Linked DNA regions of Homo sapiens: region 2 is linked to region 1. A link is an interaction called in ENCODE POLR2A ChIA-PET data of the cell type or tissue named here. Cell type or tissue: HepG2. All regions are shown on one strand.

Region 1 (5,000 bases):
ACTGCCTGCAGATTTATGAACAGACAGACCTAGAGATTAGAGATTCAAAAGCCAAATTCTTACACAATTCAAGTATTAACGCAGATTTGGATTTATAATTTGGGACTCCAAGGTCTACCAAGTAATTTGCTGTTTCAGAATAGCCCTTTTAATTTGGGGTATATATTTCTAACACTGTTTTTTAAATATGGAGAGTAAACAAAATGGCCCATTATCTGACCACACAAATACTAGTAGTCATTATAGATAAACCATAGCAGATAAATAATAGTAAACAAAGCAACAGGCTGTGTCATAGGAAATCCCCACCATGAAGAAAGGAGCAAGGTGGAAAGTTCTGGCTGCTTCAGGTCTGCATGGTCCCTCTCCACCATGGTTCCCCCTGTCATCTTCCTGCCAGAATAAGGACACTGTCCTTAGGGAAGCACCATCTCTTGTTTTTTCCCCACGAGCCCTGTGGGTCATGGCACGTCCTGCCCCGCTGGGAAACACAGTGGGCCACGGGTTTCCCTGCAGGCCTGGGACCCTTCCCAAGGGTAGCAGCAGAAGGCAGCACGATTCCCACTCCTGCAGCTGTGGACAGGGGCACCCCCACTGTCACTGAGCCCTGCACCGGGTTCCATCACCTGCTCGGGGCTCTGGCCTTTGGCCTTTTCCTGTGAGCTGCATGTTGGCCACTGTGACCTATCTGTCTCATCATCTTTTTCTTACTGGTTTGTGTATGTTCTTGGTAAACTAGCCCTTGGTCTTACACATCATTTCCAAGGTACTAAGGACTCTTCAGGGGAAATACAACTTGAGCAGAGTGGTTCCCTCCTCTTGTGGTTCACAAGGTGCAGGTGCACACACACATAGCCCACAGGGCAGTGTGGACAGGGACCAGGAGACTGCCCCTGGGGTCCCTGGCTGGGGGACACTAGTAGGGATGTCCCTTGGCCTCTCTGAGGCCTTCTGCTGTCTCTTCTGAGGCCGGAAAGGCGAAGCACTGCCCTCGCCCTGCTAGGGAAGGCTCAGGCCAGGCTGGCCCTATCCGGGGAAGGGGCTCAGGTATCTGGACCTTGGTCATCGCCAGGTTAGGGTTTATGTTGATGATTATCCAAAGGCAAAATTGATTTCCACAGAAATAACATCTGCTTTGCTGCCGAGCTCAGAGGAGACCCCAGACCCCTCCCGCAGCCAGAGGGCTGGAGCCTGCTCAGAGGTGCTTTGAAGGTGAGTTGGCCAACGGAAGCCGGGGCAGTGCCAGGGTGGGTACAGATTCCGGCCCGGTGCATGGGCACAGGTCTGCTGAGCACATGTCCACTCTGCCTGTGTAAATAGGCCACATGGCCTGAAATCCCCTAGAAGCCTGGTGTCCGCATGACCTCCCCCTAGGGCGGAGCCTCTGCTTCCCTGTTCTCTTCTGCTCTGTCCTCTGGTGCCCTGAGGCTGGCCTCCAGGGGTGTCCCCTCTGTGGCCCTAGGCCTGCCTCCTTGCCTGGGTGTGCCTTTCTAAAATGGAGCGTCCAGCAGAGAGTGGGATCTCCTATGCCACTGGGAGCCCAGGGCCCCATCCCAGAAAGACCTCTGAGTGAGCACAGGGGCCCTAGAAGAAGTTTCCTTGTGTCCTTCCCGTTTTAGGGTCTGTGACCTGAACCCCTGGGCTTCTGCCTCAGGCCTCCTGTGCTCTGCTCTCTGCCTGCTGGGTCCCCTCACCAGGCTTCTGTCTGGTTCCCAGGCTACCTGCCTGGAGGGTCACACCAGGAGGATTTCAAACAGGTTTCAAGTGGGGTCACTTGCCATCACTGTGCCCCACGAGGTACACTGTTGTGGGCGGCAGGGCTGGCCTTTCTCATCTGGGACATGCCACGTTGCTGTTCCCAAGGGGAGTGGTGAGTGGGTCTGTCCTGGTGTGCCTGGCCTGGGGACTGCCAGTGTCCTTACTTGGACACTCAATGAAAAGGCCACATGAATCCCTGGGGCGTCCAGAGCATGGGTGACCAGCACGGGCTCACCACATGAGGCCAAGGGGCTGCACCATACAGCCTCTCCTTTGGCCACCCGTGACTACCCCCAACTCCGGGCCATGGGGCTTCCCTACCCCTGGGTGTCCTCTAAGCCAGCTGGGAGACAACAGCCTGAGTCCGTGTCTGCTTCTGTATTTTGTGTGGTTTTAGAGGATCCCTGGGCTGCCTGGGGAAGCACCCAGGGCCAGGGAGTGTGACCCTGCAGGCTCCACACAGGACTGCCAGAGGCACACACCTGCTCTGTCTACCCGAGGGCACCAGAGGGCACGAGAAGGCTGGCTCCCTGGCGCTGACACGTCAGGCAACTGAGGCACAAGGCTGGCATTTCTGAACCTTGCCCCTCTGCAAACACAAGGGGGCGATGGTGGCACTCCAAGCAAAGGGGCGTGTGGGTGCTGCAGGAGGAGCACAGAGCACTGGCGCCCCTCCCCTCCCGCCCTGCAGATGCCGGAGGCCCCGCCTCTGCTGTTGGCAGCTGTGTTGCTGGGCCTGGTGCTGCTGGTGGTGCTGCTGCTGCTTCTGAGGCACTGGGGCTGGGGCCTGTGCCTTATCGGCTGGAACGAGTTCATCCTGCAGCCCATCCACAACCTGCTCATGGGTGACACCAAGGAGCAGCGCATCCTGAACCACGTGCTGCAGCATGCGGAGCCCGGGAACGCACAGAGCGTGCTGGAGGCCATTGACACCTACTGCGAGCAGAAGGAGTGGGCCATGAACGTGGGCGACAAGAAAGGTGGGGTCCGGGCCAGCAGGTGCTCAGCTCTGGGACAGGGACCCAGGACCAGGCATCAAAGCCCTTACAGGAGAAGCTGTTATCACCCCATTTCCAGGGGGCTGGGAACCCTGGGATATGCCCAGATAGGGCTGGGGGGCTCCTCTGGAGTCCCAGGGTGCCAGGGTCCCTGATGACCCCTGCAGGCCCTGCTGCCTGCTGCCCCAGGACAACAGGCCCCCACACTCACAGGGTCTGACGGTGGTGCAGTTCCCCTTGAACTCTGTTCTGGCCACCATGGGACCTGCCTGGGGACCAGTCAGACAGGTTCTCCTGGGCCCGCCTCCCGCTTGAACTTCAGCCTGGGGCACAGGATGTGTTACCGGGCTCACGGAGTGACTCAGGGAACTAGTGCCGCCCCAGGGCCCCAAGGTGGGCGGTTCGGTGATTCAGAGAGGGCAGCTCTGTGTTAGGACACACTGGGGCCAGCCAGGAAGGGTGGAAAAGATAGGGACCAGCGTGAGCATAGAGGCTAAGGGACCATGGGAGCTCCAAGCGCGCTCACAGTGGGGACCAGGTCCTGGGGGCTGGGGACACCAGGGAGGTGAAATACCCCTCCAGCGGGTAGGGAGGGTGGGCAGAGGAGGGCCAGCGGCCAGGCATTTGGGAGGGGCTCCTGCTCTTTGGGAGAGGTGGGGGGCCGTGCCTGGGGATCCAAGTTCCCCTCTCTCCACCTGTGCTCACCTCTCCTCCGTCCCCAACCCTGCACAGGCAAGATCGTGGACGCCGTGATTCAGGAGCACCAGCCCTCCGTGCTGCTGGAGCTGGGGGCCTACTGTGGCTACTCAGCTGTGCGCATGGCCCGCCTGCTGTCACCAGGGGCGAGGCTCATCACCATCGAGATCAACCCCGACTGTGCCGCCATCACCCAGCGGATGGTGGATTTCGCTGGCGTGAAGGACAAGGTGTGCATGCCTGACCCGTTGTCAGACCTGGAAAAAGGGCCGGCTGTGGGCAGGGAGGGCATGCGCACTTTGTCCTCCCCACCAGGTGTTCACACCACGTTCACTGAAAACCCACTATCACCAGGCCCCTCAGTGCTTCCCAGCCTGGGGCTGAGGAAAGACCCCCCCAGCAGCTCAGTGAGGGTCTCACAGCTCTGGGTAAACTGCCAAGGTGGCACCAGGAGGGGCAGGGACAGAGTGGGGCCTTGTCATCCCAGAACCCTAAAGAAAACTGATGAATGCTTGTATGGGTGTGTAAAGATGGCCTCCTGTCTGTGTGGGCGTGGGCACTGACAGGCGCTGTTGTATAGGTGTGTAGGGATGGCCTCCTGTCTGTGAGGACGTGGGCACTGACAGGCGCTGTTCCAGGTCACCCTTGTGGTTGGAGCGTCCCAGGACATCATCCCCCAGCTGAAGAAGAAGTATGATGTGGACACACTGGACATGGTCTTCCTCGACCACTGGAAGGACCGGTACCTGCCGGACACGCTTCTCTTGGAGGTGAGCCCCAACCAGGATGGCATCCGTGCCAGCTGCTGCCCAGAGCCCATTCAGTCAGCCTCAGCCTCTCCAAAGAGCCAGGCATTCCAGTAGAGCCCTGTGTGGACACAGCTCGCTCTGGAGGCACCACCTGAGGTCTGGGAGTGTGGGGGACTGAGGAGGCCCTGTGGTGGGTGGAGATGGGTGGGGAGCTGGGCCAGGGGCCTGGCTGGGTGGCCTGTTGGGAACTGGGGAGCCAGCTGCCTGTGCAGGTGCAAAATGGGTGGCAGAAGTGGGGTGCACACCCCAGACCAGACACCAGGGCAGAAACGGCACAGGACCAAGGAGATGGGGTGGGGAAGGGCCGCTCTGGGCCCAGCCTGCTCTCCCCCAAGCAAGCCACTGCTCGTGCAAAGAAAGCATGTGTCTCCTGCAGATCTTCCTCCTGAGGCCCCATCTTGTGCATTCCCCCAACCCAGCCCCACTGGCGAGGACCCTGAGTGCCCCGAGTGAGGCTAGACAGCGGGTGGGGCTGTCCTCGCTTCCCTGGGGGGCGTGGGGCACTGGTGGCCCTTCACAGACTGATGCTTAAGGAGCCTCACATCAGTGACACACTGCCCCATCCCTCCCTGGTGGTCAGCGACACTGAGTGGCTCTGTGATCCTCCACTGGGCTTGGGACACCCACCCTCACGGCCTCCCCACCTGGTGCTCGCTCACCTGCAGCTCTCCCAGAAACTGGACACTGCTGTTAGCAGCCGGACTAGGAGCACGAGGGGCACAGCCCCCATGCCTGGCTA
Region 2 (5,000 bases), 590 kb after region 1:
ATGAACACAGATTCTCCCGGAAAGCGCAGCCAGGGGAGGGCCGCCCAGATTTTCAGCAGATACTGCGTCATCAGTGAAAAGGCAGCAACAGGCTGGGCTGAGAAATGAAAGCCCTTCTTTACAGATAGTGCAAAGACACAGCGGCCCACCCACGGCTGCCTCTGACAGGCCTTGTGCCCTCAGGCCAGCGCCTCATCACCCCCAACCTGCCTGTCCCCTTTGTGATGAAGAGAGGGCACTCAAGATGGCTCCCAGCTCTCTCAGCTGAGTGCCTTTCCATCAGGGGAGAGGAGTGGCCGTTGGAGGCTCTCTGTCCCCTTCTTGTTTCTTTGTGCCTGTTATTGGCCAGCCTAGCTGAGCACTGACGGCTCTCTTCCGAGAGGCGGATTCCAGAGGAGGCCGAGCAAGCGTCTGAATCTGCCTTGCAGGATGGGCTTCAGCTCGGTGCCAGCAGGCGAGGGGGCGGGAAGGGGGAGTCCGATGACTGCGCTTCTTCATCTGGTATTAAACTGCTTCCTGTTTTTACTTTTAGGACGAATACCTTTCTCTCGTGGCCAGGCTCATTATCCATTTTCGAGACATTCGTAAGTAAGATTTTGCATTTCTGGGTTGTTGAGATCTCTGTGAGAGGCCAGCCCTGACGCTGCCTCGGCAGAGCTTTCTGGGCAGGCCGTGGTGCCTGAGTCAGAAGGTCTGTGTCACCTCACTTGCTTCTGGGAAGTTCTTCACTGCCTTGCATTTGACTCCAGATCCCTCCATCCTCCCAGAGCCTTGGCCTCAAAAATGCTGATTCTAGCATCATGGAAATGCTGTCCTCAAAGTGGTCTAAACGGGTTGCTGCTTCACTTGCTCACTTAATCTCCCTTTTCATAGGGCTGTTGTTTTTACTTCTGGGAAGTTCTGTTTACCCTGGAACAGAAACTCTCTTCCCTAAAAGTTGATTTTATTGACCCATGGAGGCCAGAGACACTTAGGCATATTTTCCCTCCAGACTAGAAGCTTCTGAGGAGGACCTCCTGAGTCTGCACCCTGGCTCCCTGCTGTGCTGAGGGCCCCCGTGTTAACCTCACGTTGTGCCTCCTCTGATTCAGAGGGCCCAGTGTGGTTCTGTCAGCCAGGCAGTGGCCCCAGCTCTACAGAAATGAGTTGTCATTGCATCCTAGGGCCAGGGTCTTCGTGCTTGTGTGTGTTACGTGGAAGTATGTGGACACCAAGTGTTCCTGGATGGCCACAGCCTGCGAAGGAAACTGGGGCCAGCAGCTGCTCTGTGTTTTCAGCCAACAATGGCTCCTGCCCACTGCCGCTGCATAACCACCAGAGGCAGGCTTCTCTTGACACAGGCCTGTCGTTGGAGCATGTGCCTGGCGAGTCCTATTTCTATTCCCCTGTGGGTTAGGGACAGGCAGCTGTACCTTCAGTGTGTTGCTGGGTCAAAGGGAGACATTGAGCACTCCAGAGCCTGGTAGGTTTTGCTTCTTTCCACACTAACTTTTCACCAGAATGGCCAGCAAAGTGAACTTCACTGATCTCACTCTCTGTGGTGTTGGAAAGTCACTGGGATGTGTAAGAGGAGAAGGAGCAGCCCAGATGATCTGGCCCAGATGCGCTGGCAGACTCCGCATGTTCTGCTTTCAGGGACAGTGGCCTGGCTGGTGCACACAGTCCTGTGGGGCTCATGAGGTCATGGGAAGCAGCCGAGCAGGAGGCTCAGGGCCCCATGACTGCTACAGAAGTTCTCCGCTGGGCACTGGGGTCAGCTGGACTGGCTTCCAGCTGGCCGTGGACAGCCTCAGTTTCCTCATCTAGGTAACAGAGACACTGCCTCACCAGAGTGGGCTGCAAAGGGAGGCAGTGTCAAGTCTTGGCACCACTCCAGCCCCGCCGTGGGTTCCTGTAGTGTTCTATTATTTGTTTGCTCAGGGCTGAGCTGAGACTCTGGACCTGGGAAAAAGGAAAGCCAGAGTAGGCCCAGGGTCCCCAACCCCAGAGTGCTTCAGCCTTGGGGGCAGCTCCCTAAGGCCCCAGGTTGACCCTGGAGCTACTCTGCACCCTCTGCCCCCAGGTCTCTTGTGGGGTCAGCGCTGCCAAGAGTAGAAACACTTCCCCCAGTAGTGGGGAGTACTAGGAGCTCCGTGGGGATTAAGGCTTGGGCAAATGCCTACAGAACTGACCTACCCATGGAAATATGTGGTTATATAAAACTATGTTTACTTTCGTTTTTTTGTTTGTGTTTTCATATAGATAACAAGAAATCTCAAGCTTCCGTCAGTGGTAAGAGTTTTCCCTTTTGAGTTAAAGTTTCTCCCAACTTTGGATTTGAGGTGGCAAGAATGACATAGTGCATGCCTCATGTGCCTGGGTTAACCTGTCACTAGAGGAGAATGCTTGCGGAGAGAACTCTGGAGGGAGGAGGCTGACCAGCTGTGCCCTGACCTCTCCAGCCTTCGTCTTCCTGCAGACTGTGAAGTCGCATGATCCTCCCCATCCCGTTTCACACAAATGCTGCCTTTGCCCAGCAAAAAGATAAACACTCACAAAGCTATTAAGACATTATCCAAAAGTGTTGAGCTCTCTGGTAGAGAATTATTATGCTGTTTTCAGTGTAATAATATGTAGTAGCATTTCTGAGAAAATGCTGTGAATTCACTTTTTTAAGTTACAAAGTTTCTTTGTAAATTTAGAAATCTGGCTGGGTGCTGTGGCTCATGCCTGTAATCCCAACACTGTGGGAGGCTGAGGCAGGCAGATCAGTTGAGGTCAGGAGTTCAAGACCAGCCTGGCCAACATGGTAAAACCCCATCTCTACTAAAAATACAAAAATAGCCGGGTGTGGTGGCATGCGTTGTAGTCCCAACTACTCAGGAGGCTGAGGCATGAGAATCGCTTGAACCTGGGAGGCTGAGGTTGCAGTGAGTTGAGATCGTGCCACTGCACTCCAACCTGGATGACTGAGTGAGACTCCATCTCAAAAAAAAAGTTTAGAAATCCATATTTTTAAATTTCAGCGTTTATCACATGAGGGGAATTCTGTCAATTCAGCCTTGGTCTCTGCTGACTAAGCTGCAAGGGAAGGGGTTTAACAGATCCAGGCTGGCCAACTGCATTCTGCCATTGGGAAGGGAGTGCACTGACCTCACAGGCTGCACGCCACTGTCTGCCCTGCCCTAGACAGTAGAGCTGTACATGCCAGCTGTCTCTGCCCATGTGGGTCTCACCTCTCAGCCAGGACAGGGATTCTTGGCCAACTGGGGCTGAGCGGCAGCAAGGGCATGTGGCCAGAACATCTGGGCCCCTTGGCATTGGAGCATGGGGTCCTGGGTACCACCCAGTTGTGTGGCATGGCGGTCCTGCCAGGACATACCTGTCTGTGGGTAGCTGTTTGCTGTGAAGTCCACACTGTTGTGACAATGGCATCCTTGTCCTTGGTTGTGGCATTGCTCACTGAGCTGCTGACCTGGTGGGCTTGGGACATTTCTCCTCAGTGCTCTGTGGAGCCCTCCTCTGCACCCCTAAGCTGTTCTGGCATGGTGGCCCTGCACACAGGGGCCCAGGCTGAGTTGGACTCTGCAACAGCACGAGTGGAGCTGTGTGTGCCTGTGGACTTGTGCCCTCCCTGGGAGAGCGTCCCCTGGCCACTGTGTTACCGCTTGCTCAGAAGGGCCCATCGTGCTTTGTACGCTCACCCAGCAGGAGGGCTGGACAGCCAGGAGAGGCAGGGGTTGCCACCTGCCCTCAAGGCCTCAGCCCATCTTTAGTGTATCTGCAGGCATCAGAGAGGTCATTTGTCCCTTAACATTAGGACTCTGGTCCAGGCCAGGCTAGAGGTATGGGTCATGCAGTGACCAACACACCTGGCGTCCTAGCCATTCATATTTGGGAGTCTCCAGGAGCCTAGTCTCTTACTGCTTGGGGCTGTGAGGGGATTGAGCCTGTAGGTAGGCGAGATCTGTGCTCTGTGAGCCTTACGCCCTTTGAGCCATGGTCAGTCTGGTAGGCCCTTTCCTGAGAAGCTCTGCCCTTGTGTTCCCACAGATCCTATGAATGCACTCCAGAGCCTGACTGGCGGACCTGCTGCGGGAGCCGCTGGAATTGGCATGCCTCCTCGGGGCCCGGGACAGTCTCTGGGCGGGATGGGTAGCCTTGGTGCCATGGGACAGCCAATGTCTCTCTCAGGGCAGCCGCCTCCTGGGACCTCGGGGATGGCCCCTCACAGCATGGCTGTCGTGTCTACGGCAACTCCACAGAGTGAGTACCACACTTCTTGGAGGATTTGCCGCTTTCCTTGCAAACGACAACACATTTTATTCCTGTGCTTATGATGGTATCAAGAAAAGCATGGAGAAGCTCCAAATCGCTCTGGTTTTTTTGTTTTTTAAATCTTTGTTGTATGTGGAGAGAAAAGGCTTCCAATTTTCGTTGAGCTCCCAGAAGGGTTAAGTGATGCTGGGCCCTCCTCCTCCTCCTAGCCCTGGGCAGGAGGGTGGGGATGGCCTGAGACTCCATCCAAAGGTTTGTGTTTTGTGGCTGAAATAGATACAGTGTGTTTCAGAGGGTTCTCAGCTACAAGGCAGGGCTGAGTGCCAGCAACCACAACTCCACTGTCTGCCCGAGCTCTGGGCACCATCTCTTCTAGTGCTGCCCTTGCCCCTTGGTCACCATGGGTGTGGCTTGCAGCCATATTATCTTCTGGCTTCCTTTCTGTGAAGGAGACTCTGTGTCCTCTCCACACGGCTGCTGTGGTGGGAAACTGGGCTGTGATCAGGTGTTATAGGTGAACCAAAGCTGCTCTAAAGGGGAGGCAAAGAACCTCCCTCTTCTTTCCAGGACCTGTCTTTTGAGACGGGGTCTCGCTCTGTGGGCCACATTGGAGTGCAGTGGCACAATCACGGCTCACTGCAGCCTGGACATCCTGGGCTCAGGTGATCCTCACACCACAGCCTCCAAAGTAGCTGGGACTATAGGCTCACAGCACCGCGCCCGGCTAATATTTTGTATTTTTT

The links. Peaks named below come from ENCODE experiments on the same cell type or tissue, not always from the same donor. Only the 100,000 strongest peaks of a DNase experiment are listed, where the experiment ranks them.
Region 2: POLR2A ChIA-PET joins it to region 1 with 8 read pairs; 1 of 35 experiments calls an interaction of 5 or more read pairs at or near these places.

Annotation. Positions count from the first base shown.
Region 1 is chr22:19,960,078-19,965,077 of GRCh38, forward strand. COMT (catechol-O-methyltransferase) reads left to right here. Exons shown (of 6, transcript NM_000754.4): 2 at 1,122-1,212; 3 at 2,450-2,738; 4 at 3,489-3,682; 5 at 4,091-4,222. The coding sequence starts at 2,450. MIR4761 (microRNA 4761) reads left to right here and starts at 3,676; the gene lies at 3,676-3,757. RefSeq lists enhancers at 2,017-2,732, 2,733-3,448, 3,449-4,164. In HepG2, a CTCF peak has its summit at 2,363 (motif pointing right); DNase peaks (open chromatin) are centred at 2,414 and 3,114; H3K4me3 peaks cover 1,445 bases.
Region 2 is chr22:20,550,904-20,555,903 of GRCh38, forward strand. MED15 (mediator complex subunit 15) reads left to right here. Exons shown (of 18, transcript NM_001003891.3): 3 at 533-584; 4 at 2,242-2,271; 5 at 4,033-4,245. Among named protein-coding and RNA genes, the nearest start is that of MED15, 46 kb to the left of the region's middle. RefSeq lists enhancers at 403-492, 3,240-3,409. In HepG2, a CTCF peak has its summit at 1,331; DNase peaks (open chromatin) are centred at 1,358, 1,918 and 2,298.